Linked DNA regions of Homo sapiens: regions 1, 2 and 4 are each linked to region 3. Evidence: chromatin contacts called from ENCODE Hi-C or POLR2A ChIA-PET data. All regions are on one chromosome and are shown on one strand. The core of a region is the stretch at or near the end of the contact, and the rest is flanking DNA. Distances in the headings are between cores, read along the strand shown.

Region 1 (2,700 bases), core at 89-2,588, 680 kb before region 3:
TATTCCCCCCAAATGTACTTGGTTTTGTTTTTTTTTAACTGCAGTGGATGGGATTTTGTTTTCCTCTTGGCACATGTGAGGACAGTCCGAGGTTGGTAGGGATTTTTACACCCCAGGTGTGGTCTATAAACTGCAGAGTTTGAGAAGCACTATTTTACGCAGGAGGCCAAACATTAAGTTCAGCTTTTGTCCCTGCTCATGTGTAACCCCAGGTCCCAGAACTGCCCCACTGCATATCTCTGGACAGAGAGACCCCCTGCCTACCTGATCACTTCATACATTGAACCACCTCGAACTAAATAACTTCCCTATTATCTAACCCAGATAGAGCCAAGAAAAGAGGGATTCCAGAATCCCCAACTCACAGTCTGCCTATAAAGCATTATAGTGATATTATAATGGCCCTTCTTTTTGTTTGTTTGTCTTTTGAGATGGAGTTTCGCTTTTGTCCCTTAGGCTGGAGTGCAATGGCACGATCTCGGCTCACTGCAGCCTCTGCCTCCTGGGTTCAAGCGATTCTCCTGCCTCAGCCTCTGAAGTAGCTGGGATCACAGGCACCCGCCGCTACACACGGCTAATTTTTTGTATTTTTAGTAGAGACAGGGTTTCACCATGGCGGCCAGGCTGGTCTCAAACTCCTGACCTCAAGTGATCTGCCCGCTTCAGCCTCCCAAAGTGTTAGGATTACAGGTGTGAGCCACTGCACGCAGCCTAATAGCCCTTCGTAAGCTTTAATTTAATGGCTCCATCCTTCTTCACCCCTTGGCCCCCCTTAATACTAGACTTGCTACCCAGAAATTTTCTGGGATCTTTTTTTGCTTACCAAACTTTCCTGCTACTGGAGACAAAAAAAAAAAAAGAACAAAAACAAATTAGCAATGTAAAGAACATTTGTTGAGTTCAGTGTTGGAGAGAGCAGTTCACAGAGCTGCCGAGAAGCCACAGCTGACCCTTTCCTCTCTCCTCTTGGTAGGAGCCAGCTGCAAGGAGAGGGACCTAAGGTGGTAGAGGGAATGGCTCCCTCCTCCACAGCTCTGCATGCGTCAGCCCCCAAAATAGAAATGCGGGGACCAAGTTGTGATGGCAGGGAAACAGCAGAAAGAGGTGAGGCTGCCTGTGCTCCCTGCCCTCCAGGCCTCCACAGGCCAACCTGTGACCTCACTGGTGGGCCTCCAGAAGCAGGGAAAGACAGAGGCCCAGCATCACCTTTCCATTTCCGCATTTGTTTTCTCTTCCTTGCTGGTGTGCATTGACTCTGTGGTCACTGTTCTCCATGTCAGCACATTCAAAATTGCTGACTGTCAACACTGAAGGCAGCGTGGCTGCTACTGAAGAAGCCACAAGGAAAACAGCTTTGGGCAATGGTGGATGTTCTTGGTGTGACACATTTCTAGCTCCCAGCACAGGCCCTTTACAAAGAACAGGGCTTTGTGGTTTGGGTAGGATGGGGAGAAAGAAAGAGGGAGGGAGAGAGAGAAGGAGGCTTGGCTTGTTGAGATCTTTTGTTAAGGAAATAAATATTGGTTTCCTAGAATTTGAACAGCTGAAATGGGAGATTGGCAGTAAGCAAAATGTGATTGTAACAATCAAACCCACGTGCAGACAGAAGTTGGGAGTCATTAGGGCAATGAGGTTGTTCTTCACGATCTTGGGAGGAAAGAAAAGGTGACCAAAATGCCATTTAGTAACCCGATGGCCTCTTCAAGCCCTTCAGGCTGGCCCAGAGCTGCAGGCAAAGCTTTGATGGTGTGGGTGGTGCTGTTCCCTTGGGCAGAGCTTGGCTGGAGGACTCTTAGCAGGGTGGCCGCAAGTCTCTGGGGCCCCTACTTGGGGACTTACACAGACCAGGCTGTATGTCTTTGTAGCTTGTCAAACCACAACTATTCACAGAAGGCGTGTGGTTTAGAATCTACCACAGTCAAACCCGGGAGAATGTGTTACCCAGTTCCAGAAAGGTTGCTAGTTTGTGTGCTGTAATGGAAAGTGGCCAACTTTATCTTTTCTTATAAGAACTACAATGGGCAATCAGGATGGAGGCTTGATCTACAGGACTCTCTACTGAGGGTCTCCTGTGAAAAAGGTGATAGGAGGGAGGTGCTGGTTGTATTAATCAGAGTCCTCTAGAGACAGAACAAATAGAGGATAAAGAGAGAATTCATTTTAAAGAACTGGCTTATTTGACTGTGGGGGCTGGCAAGTCCAAAATCTGTAGACCAGACTACCAGGCTAGAAATTCAAGTTAAGAGTTAATATTGGCCAGGCATGGTGGCTCATGCCTGTAATCCCAGCACTTTGGGAGACCAAGGCAGGCAGATCACGAGGTCAGGAGTTTGAGACCAGCCTGGCCAGCATGGTGAAACCCCGTCTCTACTAAAAATACAAAAAATTAGCCGGGCATGGTGGTGTGCATCTGTAATCCCAGCTACTCAGGAAGCTGAGGCAGGAGAATTGCTTGAACCTGGGAGGCGGAGGTTGCAGTGAGCTGAGATCACACCACTGCACTCCAGCCTGGGCAACAGATCAAGACTGTCTCCAAAAAAAAATCGTTAATATTGCAGTCTTGAGTCCAAAATCTGCAGGCTGGAAGCATAGGCAGGTTTTCTGTGTTGCAGTCCGAAGGCAGAATGCTGCTTCTTTGGGAAACCTGTCTTTGCTCTTCAGGTGTTCAACTCACTGGATGAGGCCCACCTACATTATAGA
Region 2 (2,700 bases), core at 74-2,573, 980 kb before region 3:
TACAGGAGCTAAACCTGGTAACAATTCCCACACACAAACACACACACGTGCACACATCTTCTGTTAATCCTGCTGAAGAGTGAGGCCATGCCCTATCTAATATGACCCTGCAGTCCCTATCTGAAGCAACATATGGACCATAGGTGGTGGTACCCGCTTGGTTATAAGCATAATTGTGATGATTAGCCTTGATGGTACCCAAGGAGTATTTTTAGATTATTTAAAGAGACAGAGCAAAGCAATTCTTTGCATTATCAGGTTGTTATTGGTGGTGGTGGTGATATGTGTGTGTCTGTGTTAAGGCAAAATGGGAAAGCTCACCACCTGCTTCTGTGAATGTTGAAATATAATAAACACTGTTCTCACTGGGGATGTGCTGGTTCATAGCAGGAAAAAACAGCCGTGATTTTCAGAAAAGGAAAACCAGTGGCTAATGAAAACCATCCAGATAATTGAGTTTATTAATCTATTTGGCTTTAAGTCATCTTTCTCCACCATTTCCTAGTCTCTAAGTTCACAAGCTGTTTTGAAGCTCAGCTCCCTCCCTAATTCTCCCAAGGCAGCTGTGCGATAAATAACACTCCTTGCCCTCTCCTCAAACAACAGAAAGTGTTGGTTTTGGAGAACACCTGGGGAGTGAGTCCCCAGACATGCACACACCATTTTCAGACCGGGAAGTCCCTTTGAGGCGGTACTCACTGGACCCTGAACCCCAATCATCTCAGGAAGGAAATTAAGAAACTGCAGTGTTAGCTGAGTCCTTTGCCCATGTTCATTCTGTGCTGCTTCTCGGCCTTGCTGCCCCTCCAGCACCCAGACTGGCTACACTCTACACAAGAGCAGTCTCCGCTGCAGCTTTTACTTCCTGGTGACAGCCTGGCTGCCCTAGTAGGCGGGGATTTTCTCTTTTGTTGGAGCCCTTACAACTAAATTTATGACTCTTTTATTAGTTTGGCAGGTGCTTTAAGTGAGAGAGGAAAGAAGTGGCATAGCTTGCAATGTAGTTTCCGTTTGGAAAACGAGGAAATAGAAGTATTTATCCACAGTCATTTTCTGCTAAAAGCTTGCAAAGTTTTCAGGTATCATTAAGAAGGGGCCTTCTCACTGCTTCAAGCCTAGGTTTCTGGAACATGAAGGCTAGAGGGAGTCTGTAAGATCATGAAAACTTCTGCTGGTAGGAAAGGGGCCTAGACAGAGAAGTTAAATAACATGCCCAAGATCCTGCATTGCACAGCGAGCGAGAGCTCCAACACTAATGCCTGGATCAGCTCATTTCCCTGCATCTCACCACAACCGCGCCCCACTTCCTCTTTATCTCAATTTCTCTCTCTTTTCCTCCCTCCTCTGTATCACCTTCAAAAGGAACCTTTTTTGGTGGGCCTAGGAAGAAACAGTAAATCTATGGAAGAGACAAAGAAGGTTGCCAGCCTTTTTGCTTGCCTGCCTTCCTCCCTCCACTCCTTCCTTCCTGCCCTTCCCTTCTTCCCCATTCTTCCTTTCTTGATATTCGCTGTTCTGTCCTTGCCCAGGAAATAAAACTGCATTTTAAAGAAAAGTGCTTGTGCATGTGTGTATATGTGAGTGTGTGTGTGCATGTGTGTGAAGTGTGTGTGTGTGTGTGTGGAGTACATGTGTGTAGTGTGTGTAGTGTGTGTGTGTGTGTGTGTGTGTGTGTGTAACCATGACTATCTTTCCGGAATAAGCCAAAAAAAATGTAAATGGCCTTCCAAGCAAGTGGAACATATAAAATGATAGCTTTGTTTGCCTGTTCCTTGAAAACCTTAAAAATCAGTGTGTGGACAAATGATTCACACACCACAGACCCTGGGTTGCTGCCCTTCCTTTTGTTTTTCGAGATCATCCCATTTCCTTTGGGCTTCTCCCGGCTCTCCTCCAATCCACTCCTACCCTTGCCAAGTTGTCTTTTCCATTATTAGACATCCTAATAAACACTCCTAATAAATGCAGACCCTATAAACCAATCCAGGATGCTGCTTTTGGCTCCTCTGCCACCTTTAGGAAAGACTGATACCTGCATTAACTTTGTCATCTGTCCTGGAGAAACCCAGCTGAGATCTCTAACATATTCTGCTGCAAGCTGCAATATAATGGACATATTTAGTGTACATTCTGTTGTTAAATGGAATCTGCATTTCTAAGTGAACTAAAAATGCTTAATTATTAATAAACTCCCCAGGGATTGGTGACATTTGGAATGATTTTATCATGCTGTAGATATTTAACAACACAATATGTATGGTGGTATCTAATTCAACCTCTTTTGTTTAAAAGAACCTTCCTCCCAAAGTCATTTGGACTCATACACTATGTAGATTAGTCTCTGAGCATCCAGACCCAGGTAGAGGTAGAGGGAAGTCACTGAAAAATGGGATGGAGTTGAAGCTAGGGCAACAGTGCAGGGAGGGGTGGAAAGAGGCACCGAGGAGCCACATCCTGGGAGCTGGAATTGGTTTGGGGTGGGCTACAACAGGAGCTTTCATTGAGGCGGAGGCAATGGTGGCAATAAAAAGTTAATGGAAAGATCACAGGACTAGGAATTAGGGTGCCAGGCTTCTAGTTCTGCACCAATTTGCAGCCTGACTCTGAGCAAATTACCTCTCAGAGACAGAGTTTTCTTCTATATATGAAAGGCATAATTGCACCTTCCTTAGCTACCTTATAGAATTGTACCTTCCTTAG
Region 3 (2,700 bases), core at 115-2,614:
CTGCAGCCTTGAACTCCTGGGCTCCAGCAATCTTCCCATCACAGCCTCTCAAGCAACTAGGACTACAAGCATGCACCGCTACACCCAGCAAATTTATTTTTTATGTTTTGCAGAGACAGGGTCTCACTATGTTGCCCAGGCTGGTCTTGATCTCCTGGCCTCATGTGATCCCTCCTGCCTCAGCCTCCCAAAGTGCTGGGATTACAGGCATATGCCACTATGCCTAGCCACTTCTTGCTTTAAACCATACTTTTTTCCAAGCTATTATTATCAATTACTATGATCACTATTTAGGGATAGAGATATTAGGGGCTTATGAATCAGTTTTAACCTGTCATGACAATAATAAGAAACAGAATATCATCAATACATATTATTGAATATAATCATGCGGTTGTTTATAATACTAATAAGCATTTGCATAGAACTTTTTATTTTAATCCCCTTTTCATATACAGTATTTTAATTAATCTTTACAATAACCCTGTGCAGTAGATATTATCAATACCCTATTTTACAGATGACAAAAATGAGATTGAGAGAGGATTAGTGATTTCTGAGTCACCAGCTAGGAACTTGGCTACTCTTCCATGCTGTCTCATATGAAAGGTGAATAGGATAGCTACTTATTTTTGTATTCTTCATATTTGCCTAAGTAATATATTCAAGTGTGTTTTTTTTTAAGTTCAAAGAGTTTACAGAAAAGCAGATCCCCCATTTTCCCTCCAAGAGGCAACCAATAGAACCAGTTTCTTGGAATCCTCCTGGAGAGTTTTTGCAAATACAATTATCTAGGCATACAACTTACCCCCCTCCTGCTCCAACCTCATTTTGCCCTAACAATAGTAGCAGACTGTATACATTGTTCTTTTTTTGCTGTTTCACTTGAGAGTCTACCTTGAAGACTGTTACACATCAGTGCATGTAGTTCTGTCTTAGGTGTTTAAACGACCGCAGTGTTTCATTGCCTTCCCACGATCTTTAAATTAATACCTTGCTTAATGACTAATTCTTAAAGGTGAAAAGGAGAATGTTGCGGAAACTGAGAAAGCAAGTTCAGAAGCCCCAGAAGAACTTATAGTGGAAGCTGAGGTGGTAGATGCTGAAGAAAGTCCCAGTGCTACAGTTGTGGTCATAAAAGAGGCATCTGCCTGTCCAGGTCACGTGGAGGCTGCTCCGGAGACCACAGCAGTCAGTGCTGAAACCGGGCCAGAGGTCACAGATGCAGCGGCGAGGGAAACCACGGAAGTAAACCCTGAAACAACCCCAGAGGTTACAAATGCTGCCCTGGATGAAGCTGTCACCATCGATAATGATAAAGATACAACAAAGAACGAAACCTCTGATGAATATGCTGAACTAGAAGAAGAAAATTCTCCAGCTGAGTCAGAGTCCTCTGCTGGAGATGATTTACAGGAGGAAGCCAGTGTTGGCTCTGAGGCTGCTTCGGCTCAAGGCTAATCTCCAGCCGGTAGACATTTCAGCAACAAATGCCATAGGGTGTCTGATAAGTGCTTTTGTGTTTTTAGTACACTTAGTTTAAAAAAAAAAAGACTTATTTTCTAGAAAACGTTAATGGGTCTTGAAGATTTTTGGCATCCACTGATAGATTTTAGGACTGAGAGACTTGAGATTGTACATTTCTTACTACTCTTCTACTGTCTGAGATCAGAATATGACATTGCAGTAAAGAGCTTAAATAGTTTCATCTTTGGTTTTTTTTTCTAGACACTTTTCTTTTATCCCAGTCATCTCTGAATTTACATTTTATATTAAAGAAATTGAGCTATCCATACAACCTGTATTTACTTTAATTTCACTATGCTTTCAGCTTACTTTATTGTATGATATGTAGGTCTAAAATATAGTTTGAGTCAAATAAAATTAGAAAAGCTTTGGTGCTTCTACTTTTTTCACTAATATTTGCATGTACAAATAATACATATTAACATACAGGTACATAACATCACATGAGAAATGTAGGCTTTCGTAATATTATTGAAGAAAGAGCATATAATCTATGGAGAACCCTGCATGTAACAATATGTATGCCCTCTCCCATCTATAGTACTTACACAGGGGACTATGTAGATATTTTCTGTTTCAGTTCAGTTCAAACAATATTTATTGAAGATTAGCACTTTGTGCCAGGAATCTTTCATTCATTCACGTGTTCAACAAATATTAGCTGAGCACTTACAACATAATAGGTATTGTTTTAAGTGCTCCCGGTTTATATTCTAGAGTGGAACCAGGTAAGAAGACAAATGAGAAAATGATATAGTGTGTTAGGTACTGATAAGTGCTAAGGATAAAAGTAACGAAAATAAAAGGATTGTAAGTGTTAGTCTGAGGTGGAAGTTGTAATTTTAGATAGGATGGCCAAAAGAGGCCTTACTAGGAAGGTGTCTTTTGCGTAGAAACCTGAAAGATATATAAGGGACCATCTAATGGTAGGAGTTAGGGGAATCAGCCAGGTAAGGGAACAGAAAAGGGCAAAGGATCTAAAACAGGATCCTGCTGGGAATTTGAGGAATTGCGAGGTGGCCAGTGTGGCTAAAGTGGAGTGAAAAAGAGGGAGAGTAGCCAGAGATGGTCTCAGAGAGAAAGGGAGTGGGTAGGCAGGGTGGGCTAGATCATGCAGGGTCATGTAAGGTTTTGGCTATGGAGTAAGTTGGGAAATTGTAGTGGACACTGCCG
Region 4 (2,700 bases), core at 108-2,607, 850 kb before region 3:
AAATGCCGGCTGTGGGTGTCATGATTCTCATTTTAGAAGATTAAAAAAAATAAATTTAGTGTGTTCTTTTAAGGTTTTATTTCTTTTGTGTATTTGCATATATTACCATGCGTGGTTATCTGTGAAAATCCTTAAAAATGTGTAACACAAATTACCCTTAGAATTACTAGATTAATCTTTCCTTCTTAATCTGAACTATTGACTTCTGATATTGTCTGATGTGCTTAGAGAAACTGTTGGGCTCCTTTGATAATCTCATGTTTTTGTAATTTTATTAAGGATATACCTATAATTTAGAAACATTTTATTTGTATTTTTATGAGACTTGGAAGGTGGCATCAGATTAGATCAATTTTTCTATTCTCTATTAATAATTTTGAGATTATATATACACATACGTATATATGTGTATATATATATATACCTGTATACACATACATACATACATATATATTTATATATTTTTTTAGACAGGGTCTCGCTCTGTCACCCAGGCTAGAATGCAGTGGTGCAATCATGGCTCACTGCAATATTTTGCAGTATAAAAAACTGATTTGGAATCCCTTGCTTTGTCTCTGATTAAGCATTTGTATATTTTCTTAAGGAAATAAATATTCTGTAAGTCATACTTTTAAAGTTATATAGTTAGAGTATGCTTAAAAACATAAAACCACATTAAAGTTTAACTTATTTTTGGAAGTTAGGTTTTAATGTGGTCAGCAGCACCAAGTAAAAGTGTAAATTTAGAAACAGCTTTTAAAAGTCTTACTTGAAAGAGAATAGTAAGTGTGTAAGAAAATACGAGGGAGATATTTGGATCAATATAATTAGGAACCCCAAACATTTGCTTTGGGTTATAGTAAATAAGATGCCAGATAATGGCTTTCCCCATAATTAGGATTTTGCTTGTAATAAGACCCTAAAAATCACCCCAGATCACACTAAGGGTAAAAGGAAGAGACTAGAGAAATCCCCATTTTGAGAACTTTAAAATTTTTCTAAGGAAGAGGAAATAGAGCTTTTTAAATTCTGCTGTGGAAGAGGAAAGACAGTCCAAGTCTGGAACTCAGCATGTTCTGCAAGCTAGAGATCTAACATGAGTGGAGGTCCTGGGTTAATAGTGAGAACACTCTGAGTGCTAGTATTACAGAAGGTGATCTCCATAGCTATACTCTGTGTCTGTATGTAAAGTGCCCTATGCTTTTAAAAAAATCTCATCTGTGAAGGGAGATGGAAACCCAAGTGCTGATCTTTTGTCATCAATAACAATCCCTAGTCACATCTTTACAAGGTAAGTGTTACCATTCATTTGGGTTGACTGTGTTTAGCTTTCTAAAAACCTGCTGCCATTTCAGTTGAGTGAAGCATGATTCACTTCCTGCCCTGTAGGGTATACACCAGCCTTAATGGTTTCGTCTGGATGTGGCCAGAGCTGTGGAGGATGGAGGGAATGGCAACTTTTGAAGCAGTGGGGTTAGAGGTTAGAGTGGCAGTCTCTAACGTGACTTTCTGAAGGAATTGAATCCAGGCAGTTGGCTCCACGTGACTTGTGTTCTCTTTTGTATTTCTTTGTCAGCCTCCCTGTCCTTTTACTGAAGTAGAATAGACACCGTCTTGGTTTCTGGTGATTGGCAATAGCCCTGAACATGCAAGAGAAATGTTCTCTATATAGGTGTCATTTTCAGGAGGGCTAGTTTTGAGTAAGGATCTTCCTGAATAGGAGCTGATTCCCTGGGGGCCCTGGATATTATAGAGTTGTTTTGAACACATGAACACATGAAAAAAGGTAAAGAATTCAGAAATTTAAGAACACAGTATAACTTGATTAATTTGAGCCCAGATGTTAATAATTTGTGGTATTGTCATAAGGCTTTTTGCCTTATATGAAGGAGTGCTTGTAAACAGACTAATAGTAAATAAAGCAGGCATGGGAAGGACATTTAACCTATTCAGCAAGATAAACTACTTTTATTTAGAATAATCTTTTTTAAAAAAGGGAAACAATGAAATAATTGCAAATAAAATTACCAACTAAAGGATCTTAAAGGACATTTATTTGGCAAATATATGTACTCTATATATTTGTATATACTTAAAAGTAATTCCAATTTTCTATTATTCCATGTCACCTTCCACTAGTGTGAATTAGTAAATATTTTCTATATTTAAATAGACATTTTCATTTTCAGTTTCTTTGTATTTGGTGGGAAAACTTTTTATATTCAAACCTAATTGAAAAAGAATGATTTTTACATTATAAAAAAGAATCTTAATTTCACAAAAATTTGACCTTAATATTCATCTAATGGTAAGATTTTGCCCTACAAATGTTTTGCAGAGACATGTCAATTGGATAAATTGAGTACACTTGCTTTTTGCTCTTTATGTACCTGTTTCCAATTCCAGATTAAGGAATGTTTTGTATGTGTCCAGAGTCACCAAAAAATGAACTTATGTACCTGCTCTTAAGTCTCTCACTTGCTTCTGAATATCTGTAGTCCTGGGGTCTGCTGAAGGCACTGATCACCTCCCAGATCAGTCTTGGTGTTAGTCTCCTGCACTCATTAATTTGTGTTATTGTGGATGAAAATATTTACTCTTATGCATTAATTTGCATGACCACATAAAAATTATAAGGGATATTTGTGGCTTTGCATATTTCATTTGTTTATGAATTGCTCATTGAGAGCAGTTTCTTTC

Evidence for each region. Hi-C counts contacts between places; a loop is a spot of excess contacts on that map. ChIA-PET counts read pairs that join two places held with the same protein, here RNA polymerase II (POLR2A). Pooled maps may share reads with other maps.
Region 1: a pooled map shows a loop between it and region 3 (5-fold over the local background). The contact joins two enhancer-like sites. A Hi-C loop is called at or near these places in 1 of 37 single-sample maps with no recorded cell type and 5 of 50 pooled maps. POLR2A ChIA-PET finds 5 or more read pairs at or near these places in 1 of 52 experiments (activated naive CD4-positive, alpha-beta T cell).
Region 2: a loop to region 3 is called in a pooled map, with 5 times the contacts of the local background. The contact joins two enhancer-like sites. A Hi-C loop is called at or near these places in 1 of 37 single-sample maps with no recorded cell type and 1 of 50 pooled maps. POLR2A ChIA-PET finds 5 or more read pairs at or near these places in 2 of 52 experiments (activated CD4-positive, alpha-beta T cell and activated T-cell).
Region 4: a pooled map shows a loop between it and region 3 (13-fold over the local background). The contact joins two enhancer-like sites. A Hi-C loop is called at or near these places in 5 of 37 single-sample maps with no recorded cell type and 4 of 50 pooled maps.

What each region holds. Positions count from the first base shown.
Region 1 is chr4:139,949,894-139,952,593 of GRCh38, reverse strand. All of the region lies in intron 1 of MAML3 (mastermind like transcriptional coactivator 3), which reads left to right. Among named protein-coding and RNA genes, the nearest start is that of MAML3-AS1, 180 kb to the left of the region's middle. Within about 2 kb of position 1,338, at least 2 of the 41 ENCODE cell types and tissues checked have a DNase peak (open chromatin) inside an H3K27ac peak, as active enhancers do.
Region 2 is chr4:140,241,659-140,244,358 of GRCh38, reverse strand. It overlaps LOC124900784 (a long non-coding RNA gene), which reads right to left. Exons shown (of 2, transcript XR_007058280.1): 2 at 440-2,700. Among named protein-coding and RNA genes, the nearest start is that of MAML3, 89 kb to the right of the region's middle. RefSeq lists a silencer at 716-905. Within about 2 kb of position 1,323, at least 20 of the 41 ENCODE cell types and tissues checked have a DNase peak (open chromatin) inside an H3K27ac peak, as active enhancers do.
Region 3 is chr4:139,265,360-139,268,059 of GRCh38, reverse strand. MGARP (mitochondria localized glutamic acid rich protein) reads left to right here. Exons shown (of 4, transcript NM_032623.4): 4 at 1,019-1,895. The coding sequence ends at 1,461. Among named protein-coding and RNA genes, the nearest start is that of MGARP, 14 kb to the left of the region's middle. RefSeq lists a silencer at 806-905 and enhancers at 1,046-1,375, 714-1,913. Within about 2 kb of position 1,364, at least 24 of the 41 ENCODE cell types and tissues checked have a DNase peak (open chromatin) inside an H3K27ac peak, as active enhancers do.
Region 4 is chr4:140,115,373-140,118,072 of GRCh38, reverse strand. The region is part of intron 1 of MAML3 (mastermind like transcriptional coactivator 3); the gene reads left to right. Among named protein-coding and RNA genes, the nearest start is that of MAML3-AS1, 11 kb to the left of the region's middle. Within about 2 kb of position 1,357, at least 3 of the 41 ENCODE cell types and tissues checked have a DNase peak (open chromatin) inside an H3K27ac peak, as active enhancers do.